2 separate regions of the Homo sapiens genome follow, and region 2 is linked to region 1. Evidence: chromatin loops called from intact Hi-C (ENCODE). Cell type or tissue: gastrocnemius medialis. All regions are shown on one strand.

Region 1 (8,000 bases):
TGCAAACTCCACCTCCCAAGTTTCAGCAATTCTTCTGCCTCAGCTTCCCGAATAGCTGAGACTACAGGCATGCACCACCATGCCCGGCTAATTTTTTTGTATTTTTAGTAGAGATGGGGTTTCACCATGGTGGCCAGGATTGTCTTGATCTCTTGACCTCATTCATGATCCACCTGCCTCGGCCTCCCAAAGTGCTGGGATTACAGGCATGAGCCACTACACCTGGCCTGAGGAGCTGAATTTTTAAATTTTATTTAATTTTTTTCATTTTTGAGATAGGGTCTTCCTGTGCTGCCCTGGCTGGCCTCAAACTCCTGGGCTCCAGTGATTCTCCTGCCTCAGCCTTCCAAGTAGCTGAGACTATAGGCATGCACTGCAGGGCTGGCTATTTAATTCTAAATAGCAACATTCAGGCAGTATTCATTATCTAGGGGCTCATTGATGTCATCACAGGTTTTAGTTTTTTATAAACTCTGTCCTTGGCTGGGCACAGTGGCTCCCTGTAATCCCAGCACTTTGGGAGGCTGAGGTGGGAGGATCAATTTATTCCCAGGAGCCTAAGGCTACAGTGAGCTAGGATCACACCACTGCACCCCAGCCTGGGCAACAGAGCAAGATCCTGTCTAAATGAACAAACAAACAAAGAAACAAACAACACTATGTCCTGAAATTGGTTCTTCTCCTGGTTGTAAGGAAGTTCCCAACAGCTCCAGGGGTTACTCCCTTTCCATTCACAACAAAAGAAAAGAACATTCCCTCTAAAGGTCCAATTGGATCAACTTAGATCCCAAACCTACTGTGAACAAGTAATGGAATGGAGTATTAAAAGGGTAGAGTCAGCTTTCTTAGGACCACAAGGATCACAAGAAGAATATTAGAAACATTTGGAAAGACAAGGGAATAGATGTTGAGAAGGCAACACACAAATATCCGTTTTAGCCTTGCTACTCAAATTGATGTGTATAGAGTAGGGGCAGCTTCATCAACTGAAGGCTTGTTAGAACTGCAGAATTTCAGGCCCCACAACGATTGAATCAGATTTTCATTTTAAAGTTTCCAGGCTGGGCGTGGTGGCTCAAGCCTGAAATCCCAGCACTTTGGGAGGCCAAGGTGGATGGATCATCTGAGGTCAGGAGTTCGAGACCAGCCGAGCTAACATGGTGAAACCCCATTTCTACTAAAAATACAAAAAATTAGCTGGGCGCAGTAGTGAGTGCCTGTAATCCCATCTACTCAGGAGACTTAGGCAGGAGAATCATTTGAACCCAGGAGGCAGAGGTTGCAGTGAGCTGAGATCGTGCCATTGCACTCCGGCTTGGGCAACAAGAGTGAAACTCCATCTCAAAAATAAATAAATAAATAAATAAATAAATATAAAGTTTTGGCCAGGCGTGGCAAGTCAGTCTCAAACAACAAAAAAAGGGCAATATTTATCAAAGTTTAATGTGTGTAGGACTCACCTGGGGAAACTTTATTTTTTTTAATTTTTATTATTATTATTATTTTTTGAGACGGAGTCTTGCTCTGTCGCCCAGGCTGGAGCGCAGTGGCACAATCTCCACTCACTGCAACCTCCGCCTCCCGGGTTCAAGCAATTCTTCTGCCTCAGCCTCCCGAGTAGCTGGGACTCAGCCTCCCAAGTAGCTGGGACTACAGGCATGCGCCACCACGCCCAGCTAATTTTTGTATTTTTAGTGGAGACGAGGTTTCACCATGTTGGCCAGGATGGTCTCGATCTCTTGACCTCATGATCTGCCCATCTCGGCCTCCCAAAGTGCTGAGATTACAGGCATGAGCCACCATGCCCAGCCGATAAGTATTGTCTTACAATATCTAAGAGTTCTGTTGATCAGCGATGAAGTCTAGGCTAGAGATACAAATCAAAGTCATGGTTTTGGAGGAGATTACCAGGTTAAAAGAAAAAGTATACATAAAAAGACTACAGCCACAAGCCGGGAAACACTGTGACATGTATTGGCTCCATAGGGAAGGAGGAACCAGCTAAGGAGATTTAGAAAGAGTAGTTAGAGGCTGGGCATGGAGGCTCTGGGCCTGTAAACCCAGTACTTTGGGAGGCCACGGCAGTGGAATCTCTTGAGCCCAGGAGTTGGATACTAGCCTGGGCAACATAGTAAGACCTCTTCTCTACGAAATAAAAAATAAAATATTAGCTGGGCATGGTGGCACGCACTTGTGGTCCCAGCTACTGAGAAGGCTGAGGCAGGAGGATAGCTTGAGCCCAGACGGTCAAGGCTGCAGTGAGCCCTGATTGTGCCATTGCACTCCTGCCTGGGCAACAGAGCGAGAAACCCTGTCTATAAACAAAACAAAACAAAGCAAGAGTAGTTAGTAGGATAAGGAAAAAGGCCAGGTGAGCTTGGCATCCTGAAACCCGAAAGAGGGAAGGGGAGTGTTTGTGTTAAATTTTGATGAAGCTCACATACTAAAGAGACAATAATGCCGGGCGCGGTGGCTCACGCCTATAATCCCAGCACTTTGGGAGGCCGAGGCGGGCGGATCACGAGGTCAGGAGATCGAAACCATCCTGGCTAACCCCGTCTCTACTAAAAATACAAAAAAATTAGCCGGGCGTGGTGGCTGGCGCCTGTAGTCCCAGCTACTTGGGAGGCCGAGGCAGGAGAATAGCGTGAACCCGGAAGGCGGAGCTTGCAGTGAGCCGAGATCGCGCCACTGCACTACAGCCTGGGCGACAGAGGGAGACTCTGTCTCAAAATACATACATACGTACGTACATACATACATACATAAAAAGACGATAATTAGCGGGCCATGGTGATGCGCGCCTGTAATCTCAGTTACTGGAGAGGCTGAGGCACGAGAATGGCTTGAAACCGGGAGGCAAGGGTTGCAGTGAGCTGAGATCGCGCTACTGCACTCCGGCCTGGGCGACAGAGTGAGACTCCATCTCAAAAAAATAAAAAATATATATATTTTGATGAGATGTTGAGAAAGATGAAGACTGAAAAGTTTGTCTTATAGATTGGAACTTAAAGTGAAAATAATCTGCTACATTGTGGATTTTATTTTTATTATTATTATTTTTTGAGACGGAGTCTCGCTCTGTTGCCAGGCTGGAGTGCAGTGGCACGATCTCAGCTCACTGCAACCTCCACCTCCTGGGTTCAAGCGATTCTCCTGCCTCAGCCTCCCGAATAGCTGGGACTACAGGCGCGCATCACCACGCCCCGCTAATTTTTGTATTTTTAGTAGAGGCGGGGTTTCACCATGTTGGCCAGAATGGTCTCGATCTCTTGACCTCGCTATCTGCCCGCCTCGGCCTCCCAAAGTGCTGGAATTACAGGCTTGAGCCACAGCGCCTGGCCCATTGTGTGATTTGCTTCAGGTACAGTAAGCAATGCTAGGTTCCTGGTGTTGGAACAGAATCAGCATAAGACTTTGGGCTTCTCTAAGACCTTCTTTCCGTTCAGTGAGGAATTTGTATTAGGTGCTGCACTCACAGTGCCCTGCTGTTCAGAAACGTGATGGTGACAGTACTTTTTTTTTTTTTTTTTTTTTTTGGGAGACGGAGTTTCGTTCTTGTTGCCCAGGCAGGAGTGTAGTGGTGCGATCTCCGCTCACTGCAGCCTCCGCCTCCCGGGTTCAAGCGATTCCCCTGCCTCAGCCTTCCGAGTAGCTGGGATTACATGCGCCCGCCACCACGCCCAGCTAATTTTTTGTCTTTTTAGTAGAGACGGGGGTTTCACCCTGTTGGCCAGGCTGGTCTTGAACTCCTGACCTCAGGTGATACCCCCGCTTCGGCCTCCCAAAATGCGACAGTCCTATTAATTGGATTTAATCTCTTCGAATCTCCCTCTCTTGTAGGACATTTTTCTCCAAGACCAGCCCTCGATACCCTCAGCCGTCGCAAGGCAACCTCCAGCCGCCAGGGGCCGCAGTCGCGCTCCTCGCGGCCGGAAGAGAGTGCGGCCCAGCGCAGCCTCGGCGTTTCCGCCATGCGCCTGCAGTGCTCCGCGCGCTCTTGACGTCCGGAGCCCCTGGAGTAGGCGCTTCCGGCCATTCATACTGCAGTCGGTCAGTGTTCGGTTGAAGGATTCTGTGTGCTGTCGGACCCAGAGGGTGACGGCGCCGCTAGGATGAAGCTCGTGAGGTGAGGGAGTGACCAAGCAGCTCTGGGGGCTGTGAAGGGAGGGCTTGGCCCGGAGTCCGGAAGGCTGGGCTCTCCCATTTGCAGGAGGCGGGAAAGCCGCGTGTGCGCGGCCTGCTAACGGCCGGCCTTACTGCGCCCGCAGCTCGTGCTCGGGCCTGGGCTTCCGCCTGGGTCGCTCGCGGATCCCGCGTGTCTTCCAAGAGATTGGTATAAAGGCCGAGCCTTTTCTTCCTGCCTAGTGACTTAGAGGCTTTAAAGATGCAGCGCCTCCTGGGACACATCTCCCTCTTACAGTTACTCATTTTCTTTTTGAGTGGAACTCCCCAGTCCTGCTTAACAGTACTTAGAAAGCTGTATGAGCTTATCTGGAAACAAACCTGTTTGCAAAATATTTTAAATCAGAGAAGGACTTCCGGCTTCACAAGTTTTTGTTTTTTTAAATAAAGATGGTGTCTCACTTTGTTGACCAGGCTGGTCTCGAACTCCTGGGCTCAAGCTTTCTGCCCGCCTCGCCCTTCCAAAGGGCTGAGATTACAGGTTTGAGCCACCGTGCCCGGCCGATTTTTAAGTTTACCTTTTTATCCTCCTTAGATTTGTGATTGATTATTCCACCTCTATTTCCCTTTAAGGTAGGCTTTTTATTTAGGAAAATCTCCCAATATAGGGCAGAAATTATCACAACGTAATTGTGGCTGATTACTCAGATAATATATAGTTCTCCTGTTTTATTTCTTAAGAAATAAATAGACCCTGTCAGTTAGGTGAGTCTTCTGAAAACTTGTTTGCTGATGTGAATAATTCTAAACTACCTGCAAGTAGATTTGGTTTTGGTGTTTTTCCTTGAGACTAAGCCTGGAACAGAGGCAGACGTTTCTAATAGCTAAGCCAGCAATTATAAATATTTAGCTTGTTTTTTTCCTGTTGAGTCAAGGATTGTCAATATCCGCTAAATAGTTATTGGGCACCTGTTACATACTAGGCGCTGGTAATAGGATTTTTTAAAAGGCAGAGTACCTGCCTTGTTGGAGTTTTCTGGTTAGTGGGGATGACAGACAAGTAGATAACGTCTGAAGTAACGTTTGTTTGAAACGTTTTAAATAACACATAAAAGCCTTCAACACTCAGGGAGGAGGCCAGGCGCAGTGGCTCACGTCTGTAATCCCAGCACTTTGGGAGGCCAAGGCGGGTGGATCACTAGGTCAGGAGTTCGAGACCAGCCTGACCAACATGGTGAAACCCCGTCTCTACGAAAATTACAAAAGTTAGTGGGGCGTGGTGGCGCGCGCCTTTAATCCCAGCTACTCAGGAGGCTGAGGCAGGAGAATCGCTTGAACCCAGGCGGCAGAGGTTGCAGTGAGCCGATATCGTGGCACTACGCTCCAGCCTGGGCGACAGAGCGAGACTCCATCTCAAAAAAAAAAAAAAAAAAAAAAAATTATATTCAGGGAGGAGTTGGTACAAAAGACATTTAAGGTTAATTTTTGGTATATTTTTATTTGAACTATAACTTTGGATAGGAAGTCATAGAATTTAAAGTGCATTTTTTAGGCTGGACGTGGTGGCTCACGCCTGTAATCCCAACACTTTGGGAGGCTGAGGCAGGCGGATCGCCTGAGGTCAGGAGTTCAGGACCTGCCTGGCCAACGTGGTGAAACCCATTCTTTCGAAAAAATACAAAAATTAGCCGGGCATGGTGGCGGGCGCCTGTAATCCCAGCTACTCAGGAGGCTGAGGTAAGAGGATCACTTGATCCTGGGAGGTTGCAGTGAGCTGAGATCGCACCACTGCACTCCAGCCTGGGCAACAGAGTGAGACTCGGTCTCAAAAAAAGAAAATTACATTTTTTGAAATTTCTCCATACCTGCCAATCTGAATCTTAATCCACTCATAGTTCAATTTTGTGTAATACACCTTGGATTCCATTTGTTCCCTTTAAAGATACTGCATGTTATGACAATTTTCCAGTAATTTTTAATACCTGTACTGAATCCTGTTTTGTGTCTTAGGTAAAATATAGAAACAAATTTTTTTTCTTACCAGAGAATGTATTTTTCCTCCAGAAAATGATTGTTTGACTAACTGGTTTGCATTTTCAGTAGATTTATTTCTGTATCTCAGTTGGCAGCATTGTCATCCTTATTCTCACTGTCACCCTAACCAAAAACCTGGGAGGTGAGCTTGACTTTTTCTCTCCTGATGTCCTTGACATTTGATACATTGCCAATTTTGCCAGTTTTACCTACTTCATAAAAGTGACCCACATTATCCTGTTTGGTTTTTGGGTTCAAATAGTGTGTTTTATACTGAGGGACACTGTGTTACTATTTGATATCCAAGTTTCACTAAGTGGAAAGAATTCAGACAGTGAAAGATTCATCTGAAAATAATTTGAATCCATTTGGTTCCTGGGCTCAGTTAGGGAGGGATAATTGTGTATTTGTCCTGCCCATAGTAGCCTTTCATTCCAGTCACCACCATTAAGTTCAGGCCCTTTTTATCCCACTCATGGATTTTTGTTTTCCTTCTTTAAGGTAAATATCTTATACAATGAAATGCAGTGTATATTTCCTGCTATTGAAAAATGTAAACACTTTTGTAACCTAAACCCATATCAACAGAAGTAACATTACCAAAACCTCAGACAGTTTCCTCAAGCCTTTCCCAGGCAACCTCTGGCTCCATACCCCTAGATGCAACCAGTTTCTTCCACCAGAAATGAATTTTGCCTGCGCTAGAATTTCATATATTTGGAATCACAAAGTATTTTTGCGTAAAACTTCTTTTAGTTACATGTTTTTGAGATTCATCCACATTGTGAAGTGTATCAGTAATGTGTTCATTTTTATTACTGGATATTAGTGCATTGTGTGTTTGGAAGTTCTGTATTTTAGGCCGGGCGCAGTGGCTCACGTCTGTAATCCCAGCACTTTGGGAGGCCGAGGCGGGTAGATCACCTGAGGTCAGGAGTTTGAAACCAGCCTGACCAACATGGTGAAACCCCATCTCTACTAAAAATACCAAAAAAGTAGCTGGGCATGGTGGCAGGTGCCTGTAATCCCAGCTACAAGGGAGGCTGAGGCAGGAGAATCCCTTGAACCCAGGAGGTGGAGATTGCAGTGAGCTGAGATCACGCCATTGCACTCCAGCTTGGGCAACAGAGCGAGACTCCGTCTCAAAAAAAAAGAAAAAAGAAAAAAAAAGCTCCGTATTTTAAAAAATTACAAGAAAATAAAATAAAAAGTTATGTATTTTGTTTACAACTACGTTGAATATTCTTCAGGTTTTTGGAGGGAAACAAATTTTCGTGGGTAAATACTCGAGTGGAGTTGATGGACTGTAACATAGTTATGTGTTTAGCTTTTTAAGAAATTTCCAGACCATTTTCCAAAGTGGTTGTACCATTTTACACTTCCATTAACAATATATTAGAATAACAATTGGTCCACATCCTCACCAGTATGTGGTGTTGTTTGCTCAGTCTTTAATTTTAGCCATTTTAGTGGGTATGTAGTGGTATCTCCTTAGGGTTTAGTCGGTTTTTTGCTTATTTGTTTGTTTTTGAGGCGGAGTCTCACTCTGTCACCCAGGCTGGAGTGCAGTGGCATGATCTTGGTTCACTGCAAGCTCCGCCTCCTGGGTTCACGCCATTCTCCTGCCTCAGCCTCCCGAGTAGCTGGGACTACAGGCGCCTGCCACCACGCCCGGCTAATTTTTTGTATTTTTAGTAGAGACGGGATTTCACCGTGTTAGCCAGGATGTTCTCAATCTCCTGACCTCGTGATCCGCCCGCCTTGGCCTCCCAAAGTGCTGGGATTACTGGCGTGAGCCACTGCGCCCAGCCCAGAGTTGTAGAAATTAGATCTGTGTCCTG
Region 2 (8,000 bases), 420 kb before region 1:
CAAGCCTGTAGCTACGGGAAGCATAATTGACTGAGGGTCCGAGCTGCCACGCTCTGAAATTCATCACTATGTTTGTGCTGAGGACGCACTTCCCACAGGCTGCACCCACTCAAACACTGAGTATGGCAAACGTTTAAGGGCCCCTCTAATGGCTGACTTTGGCTCAAGTACTCCCCAGTGGCCTTGCTGAATTTTCCCTGGATTTCAAGACAGTCTAGGAAGCTTCCACCTAACCTTCCTTCCCTCTCCCCTTCACTCCAGGACAGACTTGGAGGTTCCCACAGCCTTCCCCAGTTCCCTTCCCCCTCATTTTCTATAACGATAATTTCCCTGAATAAAAGCCTTTCATGTTTAATCCAGTCTTAGCATTTGCTCTGAAGGGACACCTGAATAAAATAAGTTAAATCATGGGCGGATTGACAAAACACGCAGTGAGGTGAGGCTCTGGGGTTGACTCACCCACTACCTGGCAGGCACACAGGATGCTATTCTGTTGGCAAGTGGAGCAAAGAGAGCCCCTGGAAAAAGACAGCAGCTCTATTGTGGAATATTTCACTGGTGGTGAACTGAGAAACTGTATCAGTGGAGAGCAATATTGTAAAAAGTAAGTTAACAGAGATTTTGAGGCCAGGCACAGTGGGTCACGCCTGTAATCCCAGCACTTTGGGAGGCCAAGGCAGGTGGATCGCTTGAGGCCATGAGTTCAAGACCAGGCTGGCCAATATGGTGAAACCCCATCTCTACTAAAAATACAAAAATTAGCCAGGCATGGTGGCGCACACCTGCAATCCCAGCTACTCAGGAGGCTGAGGCAGAAGAATCACTTGAACCCGAAAAGCGGAGCTTTCAGTGAGCTGAGATAGGGCCACTTCACTCCAGGTTGGGCGTGAGTGAGACTCCATCTCAAACAAACAAACAAAAAAACAGAGACTTTTGAAAAATATGGGGAAACAATACCTACAAAGTCAGTGGAGTTGGCTGGTTATTGCTAAATTGCATTGACATTCTGCAGAAGGATAATGAGGGATTGACGACTATTAGCAAAAATTTAGAGACAAGCCACAGATCTTCAGTGAGAGCTTACAAAGAAGCCCTTATTTCTACAGAGGAATGGTAGGCCCAGCTGAGTGACAGGCTAAAGACCTCATTGTTAGAGTTGTAGAGCTCCGAAGACATTTGAATGCTCAACCAAGGCAGGATTGTTATGTGAAGGACAGAGGACTGGTGGACAAATCTGTGATCCAGTCAGATGGGATGAAGAGGAGGGATAGGATGAGTTCCAACTGTGGCCCCCGAGAGCAACTATGGTAACAGGGGCTATTGTCTATCACACTAACTTCTCTCTTCTGAGTTTCCCCTCAGGAAGAAAGGCTGGCAGGAGCTATAAAGGAGTTGCTCCTCGCACTTATGTAGAAACATGACTTTGTGGAGCAGAAGTGGTCAATGGCAGCAGCCACAAGAATATACCTCTCAGATCTCCAGTTTCAGGGACTATAATTGCTCACAGGCCATAGCTACTGTGCTCTGAAATCTATTGCTGCATTTGCATCTGGAGTATGCTTGACATGAATGACGGTGGCAGGGAGCTAAGGGAAGCCTGCTCCTGGGAGACACTGGAGCCCTCTGCTGGCTGGCTTTGACTCAAGGACTCTCCGTTGTCTTTCCAAACCTCTCTTCACTTGGGGTCAGACTTGCGTTACAATCTGATGGTTGTCCCAATCTTCTCCAGCTCTGTCTCCATTTTCTCTCGCAAGTGTTTCCACTAATAAAATCCTTGCAGTTTTGATATGAAAAAATGCTCAACATCACTAATTATCAGGGAGAGGCAAATTAAAACCACAATGAGACACCACCTTACTCCTGCAAGAACGGCCATAATTAAAAATAAAAAAAAAAATGTTGGTATGGATGTGGTGAAAAGGGAACACTTTTACACTGCTGGTGGGAATATAAACTAGCACAACCATCATGGAAAACAGTATGGAGATTCCTTAAAGAACTAAAAGTAGATCTACCATTTGATCCAGGCCGGGCGCGGTAGCTCACACCTGTAGTCCCAGCACTTTGGGAGGCCAAGGCAGGTAGATCACTTGAGATCAGGAGTTCGAGTCCAGCCTGGCCAACATGGTGAAACCCCGTCTCTACTAAAAATACAAAAATTAGCCAGGTGTGGTTGTGGGCACTTGTAGTTTCTACAAGTTGTAGCTACTTGGGAGGCTGAGGTAGGACAATTGCTGGAACCCAGAGGGCAGAGGTTGCAGTGAGCCTAGATCATGCCACTGCACTTCAGCCTGGATGACAGAGTGAGACTCTGTTGAAAAAAAAAAAAAAGAATTACCATTTGATCCAGCAATCCCACTACTGGGTACCTATCCAGAGGAAAAGAAGTCATTATATGAAAAAGACACTTGCAGATGCATGTTTATAGCAGCACAATTCGCAATTGCAAAAATATGGAACCAGCCTAAGTGTCCATCAACCAACAAGTGGATAAAATGTGGTATATATACACTGTGAAGTACTACTCAGCCGTAAAAAGGAATAAAATAATGACATTTGCAGCAACCTGGATGGAGTTGGAGACCATTATTTGGAGACCATTATTCTAAGTGAAGTAACTCAGGAACGGAAAAACAAATATTGTATGTTCTCACTTATAAGTAGGAGCTAAACTATGAGGACACAAATGCATAAGAATTATATAATGGACTTTGGAGGCTTGGTAAGAAGGGAGAGAGGGGGTGAGGGATAAAAGACTGTACATTGGTACAGCGTATGTGCTTGGGTGACAGGTGCACCAAAATCTCAGAAATTACCACTATAGAACTTATCCATGTAACAAGAAAACCACCTGTTCCCCAAAAACTATTGCAATAAAAAGAAATCCTTGCATGTTTGGTTTCTTCTTGGTGTCTACTTCTCAGAAAACTCAGATTAACACACTGACCCTTTCTTCTGCCATCCCCAATCACTATTAAGCCCAGCCAGTGAATGTTTTTATTTCAGAAATTGTACTTTTCAGTTGTTGAATATCCGTTTGGCTCTTTTTTTATAGTTTCCATTTCTCTGTTGACATTTCCCATATATTATTCAATAATTATTGTGGTACTTTTCATCAGTACTCTAGGGGAGGAAAAACAGCCCAATTTATTATCTAGACAAGCAAACGTTTTATCTAAAATACAACTGGAAAAGAGCAAAGATGTCAAATGTCCTTGACTTTAAGAACTTCCAGATTTAAATTTGTTCTTTAATTCTAAGGAAATACTATTGAATATAATAGTCACATCTCATCTTAATTGACCAGGAATTTATGTCACAATGTTTTAGAAAGGATACCATCTTTTCTGGGATAAAAAATTGTCAAGTTATTGTACTAAAATTATATAATATGTCAGTTAACATTAGGGGAAGCTGGATGAAGGATATGAGCAACTCTTCGAACTATTTTGCAACTTTAGCTCCTATCCTTTGCTGAAAGGGTCCTGATTAATATAGTTCATAAATAGAAAATGTATTCATTGAATATTTGTATAGATAGACCTCAACAGGGAACTTCTGAAACACTGATCCTCATCAGTGAATTATAATTTGAGATTAAAGAAATTATCTCCTTTCTTTCTAATATATTCTGAACATATCCAAATTCAAATCATTCTTTTAAACTAAGCATTAGTAATGTCTTTTCTATCCAGGCTCTTATTTTATACTATATATATTTCCTGAGTGATCTTGTTCACATTGTTTCAGCAACCACCACTGTGCTGATGAAAATGAATTTATATCTTCTACTTAACCTTCTCCTCAAAGCTTTAAGAACCAGATATTCAATTGCCTGTTAGCATCAACACATCACTATTTCCCATGCAGCTCAAGGTTAACTTGTCAACATGAAATTAATCATCTTTCCCACTAACTTTACTCTTTTAAATAGAATTTTAAAATGTTAATTGATAAAAATATAATCTATCTGAACTCTAAAAGATGACATCCAGCCATCAAACCTAATTATTTATCTTTTCTTCCAATTATTTGAGTCATCCTTTTTTCCTGCTTACTACTACCATCATCTACTATAATTACATCATAATTTTAGTCTCAATTCCCACCCTAATACATCCCCCATATGGTGCCAGGGTTGTATCTGAATTGCAAGGCTGTTTCTCTGTTTTCTATCTTTATCTTTATTTTTTTTTTTAGAGACAGGGTCTTGCTCTGTCACCCAAGCTGAAGTGCAGTGACATGACCATAGCTTACTGCAGCCTCAAGCTTCTGGGCTCAAGCCATCCTCCTGCCTCAGCCTTCCGAGTAGCTAGTACTACAGGGGTGGGCCACCATGAAAGGCTGTCTCTTGAGTGGCTTCCCATTGCATAGAAAATACAAACTCTCTTTGATCTCAGCTTTGCTCCCGTCTCTAGCCTTCCTTCCAGGCACTCACTTTCCACTGCTTTATCTCAAGCAGTTAAACTTGCCCACAAAATTATGTTGTTCTTTGATTTCCCACCTTGACTCATGTCTTAGACATCAGTGCTCTTCCTGCCCTTGTCACCTGTGACTGTTCCTCCTTTATCAGCTCAGGAGGTAGCTACTTCATGATGCAACTTCTTAATTTCTAAATTCAGATCTGGTGCCCCTCTCTGAGCTCTCAGGAATCATGTCCCTATTTTCAATTGCTGTGGCTATCACAGTGGTCTTTTTCCTTTGTCTCCCCTCATTTGTTTTTCTGCTGTAATTGAGAAAATAGTAGTCCAAGTTACAGATACTCCTAATGAACACTAGATGGCACTCTTATCTTTTGTTTGAGCAAATGAGTTGCTATTAATTCTACGTCTAAACTCAGCTTTTAAAATTGTCGTTTTCCTGGTTAAATCTCAGAGTTAAAAATAAAAGCATTTCTGTCCTGAAGTTGTTTGTTTGTTGTTTGTTTTAATGAAACCAAGTCTTTATATGTATGCAGGTTCAACAAGGAATCACTCAATCCCAAAACAAAAACTACTCCATTAAATAAATTGGCTTAGCCCTGCCATCCCAGTTAGTACTGCTATTGAAACAAATATATTGATTTTCAAAAGCATGTAATTAATTGTGTTTTGGGGGGTAAAATAATGGAACTTGGAGAGAGGGCTGAAAAATTTGTCTTTTAATCTTCATAAAAGATAAACTAACCCTTTGCAATACAAATGAGTAGTAAATATTTTATGATCTATTATGATTATCTGTAGAGCTATCAAAGTGTTAAATAGTTTAAAAGAGGTCTGAAGATTACACCAAAACAATACTATATCATGGAAAAAAATTTAGAACATGTTTTCAAAAGCAAAGGCTTGATAGTGCTTTAATTATTTTAATTTTTTTAGATGTTTCTTATACACAGAAGACTCATATCATGTTACCTTTTATCTTCCTTCTCAAATCTAACACTCTCCCAGTTTACCAGCTCTGTAAATGGCTCCACTCCCATTCAATTATTATAGCCTCAAACTTTGTGGTATTCCTAATTTTTCCCTTCCCTTCATAATCTATAACCAAATCATTAGCAAATAAATCTACTGGTTCTTCCTTCAAAATATATCTCTAGGTCGGGCGCAGTGGCTCATGCTTGTAATCCCAGCACTTTGGGAGGCCGAGGCAGGCAGATCACGAGGTCAGGAGTTCGAGACCAGCCTGGCCAACATGGTGAAACCCCGTCTCTAATAAAAATACAAAAATTAGCTGGGCGTGGTGGTGGGTGCCTGTAATCTCAGCTACTCGGGAAGCTGAGGCAGGAGAATTACTTGAGCCCAGGAGGCAGAAGTTGCAGTGAGCCAAGATCGCACCACTGCACTCCAGCCTGGGAGACAGAGCGAGACTCTGTCTCAAAAAAAAAATAAAAATAAAAATAAAATATATATATACAAATATATAAATATATATATATAAATATATATAAATGTGTGTATATATATATAATCTGTCCACTACTCTTATCTCCACTGGCACCACCTTGGTCCAAGCCACTGCCTCTCTCCTACCACAAGAATTTTCTTAATGGTCTCTTTGCCCAAGCTGCCCAAGCCACTATAAGCCCTCAGCTCTGGGAAAGAGGCCAACTCCATTCTAAATCTATTTTACATAGAACCCTTAAGGAACAACTTCAGGTAAAAACTCCTCAAATTTGAACTAATCTAAGAAAGTTCATATAGTAAAAAGAACCATGAAACAGTTTAAGCAACGAATTGTAGGAACATTGTCTAGCCATCACAATCCTATGCTTCCAGAAAAGAGGATTTGATATTGCTTTCTATTACAGCAGATATTACCAGCAATGTTCTTTTTCTATTGGATTCTAAATAATCCGAACTGCCCAAAAGGAGTTATTTATATTAGTGAAAGAACAGTGAATCTTGAAAGTATTTCTCCTGTGGTAATAACGCTTTTTGTTATATAGTGAATGCAGCTTCCTCAAATAACTGAAAATTTCATCTTGTTATTAAATAGTCTAGCCTCTTTGCAATTCATTTTATTGGAGAACATTTACTGGACAAGCCTACCCTTCCCGGGTGATTTACACGGATTAAGTTAGAAATGGAGCAACATCTTATTCCTTTCATTAAAGAGGGGTAATTTCTCCCATAAAATTTATTGGTATGGTATAGGGAAGGTCAATCTATTAAATTTTCTTGGAAATTTGTTTTTAGCTCCATTCAGCAGATCAATCTCCAGCCAGCCTGAGCCTAGATAATATGCTTCTTTTGTCATTGGATCTAACAGAGAAACTGAGAATCACATTTTAAGGGATTGGAATGAAGTGTTCCTATCATCTGCTTCTTTTTTTTTTTTTTTTTTTTTGTCTCTCAGGGTCTTCTGAATCCAGTTATTTTTCACCATGTATTTTGATTCAATTTATTCCTCCATCCTCAGTTTACCACAGGGGAGGAACATTATAAACACATATAACTATCTGAAAATAATATTTAGGCACCCTTTTTAAGGCACAGAAGTTATTGCTTCTAAATTCAAGTTAATTTGTTTTCTAATATAGTTTGTGTAAAACTATTAAAAATTTTTTCATTTCTTATTCCAAAAATATTTTTTCCAAGATTGGACAGAAGAGATAGGGAACAACTGTCCAGATTACGGTAGCCAACATTATAAATAGGAGTCATGCCTTAGATATTGCTTCCTTAATATATTTTTAATAACATTGGTTACCATTTATTGAATATATTTTATGTGTCAGTGGCTGAGCTGAGCACTTTCTGTGCTTTCCCATTTAACTTATTTAGTCTTCACATCAACCCTATCAAGTAGGTGTTGCTCTCTTGTTTTACAGCTGAGGAAACTGAGGTCAGTGATGTTAAGAAACTACCCAAACCCACATAACCAGTATGTGACACTGCAGGGCTCAAGCCCCAGTTCTTTCTGGACTCAATCTGTTTCTTTATTTGTTTTTAACCAAACTACAATTCCTTTGATGCTTGCTCTTCCCTGCAAATGTTCTCAAGTGGATACTCACAAGAATAACTTACAAACTTCAAGTGTTTGGGAGATTTTGAATCCTTGACATTTTCTATCATGTTCAATGAACTAGTCTAAAATGCACTCAAACATGGAGACTCATCTGAGCCAAGTGGACAATTTTAGAAAGCACTTGCTCGATTGTCTTTAAAATTGCATCCTCAGACTCATAAAACATTTCTCAAAATTAACCGGAGAAATTAGGTACCACTTTTAGTAATAATAAAAAAAAATCCAAACTACTATCTATATATAGTATATGTAAAAGTCCACACAATTATATATAGAGATTATCTATATCTATTATCTATGTTTTGCGGCCATGATGGTTGATATAAAAGCCACAATCTTGCATGGCATTTGATTTTGTTGTGAAGTAGATAAGAGTCCTGTAGATTTCTAAGAGCCTAAAAAACCCTCAAGTGCTAGTAGTCCTCTGCTCACACTACCAGGGAAAATGATGAAAGTTTAGGCTGATGGATGTGCCTTAGGAGCAGCACCTT

Evidence for each region. A loop is a pair of places that touch in the nucleus more often than their neighbours do. Peaks named below come from ENCODE experiments on the same cell type or tissue, not always from the same donor. Only the 100,000 strongest peaks of a DNase experiment are listed, where the experiment ranks them.
Region 2: a loop joins it to region 1, with 4 times the contacts of the local background. A loop is called at or near these places in 17 of 110 quality-filtered maps.

What each region holds. Positions count from the first base shown.
Region 1 is chr18:21,608,315-21,616,314 of GRCh38, forward strand. SNRPD1 (small nuclear ribonucleoprotein D1 polypeptide) reads left to right here and starts at 4,000. Exons shown (of 4, transcript NM_006938.4): 1 at 4,000-4,129. The coding sequence starts at 4,116. RefSeq lists a silencer at 3,749-3,798 and an enhancer at 4,059-4,148. In gastrocnemius medialis, CTCF peaks have their summits at 3,907 (motif pointing right) and 4,116; a DNase peak (open chromatin) is centred at 3,907; H3K4me3 peaks cover 1,929 bases; H3K27ac peaks cover 1,547 bases.
Region 2 is chr18:21,190,581-21,198,580 of GRCh38, forward strand. No RefSeq gene overlaps it. Among named protein-coding and RNA genes, the nearest start is that of GREB1L, 48 kb to the right of the region's middle. In gastrocnemius medialis, CTCF peaks have their summits at 1,633 (motif pointing left), 4,782 (motif pointing right) and 4,985; no DNase peak of the experiment used is centred here.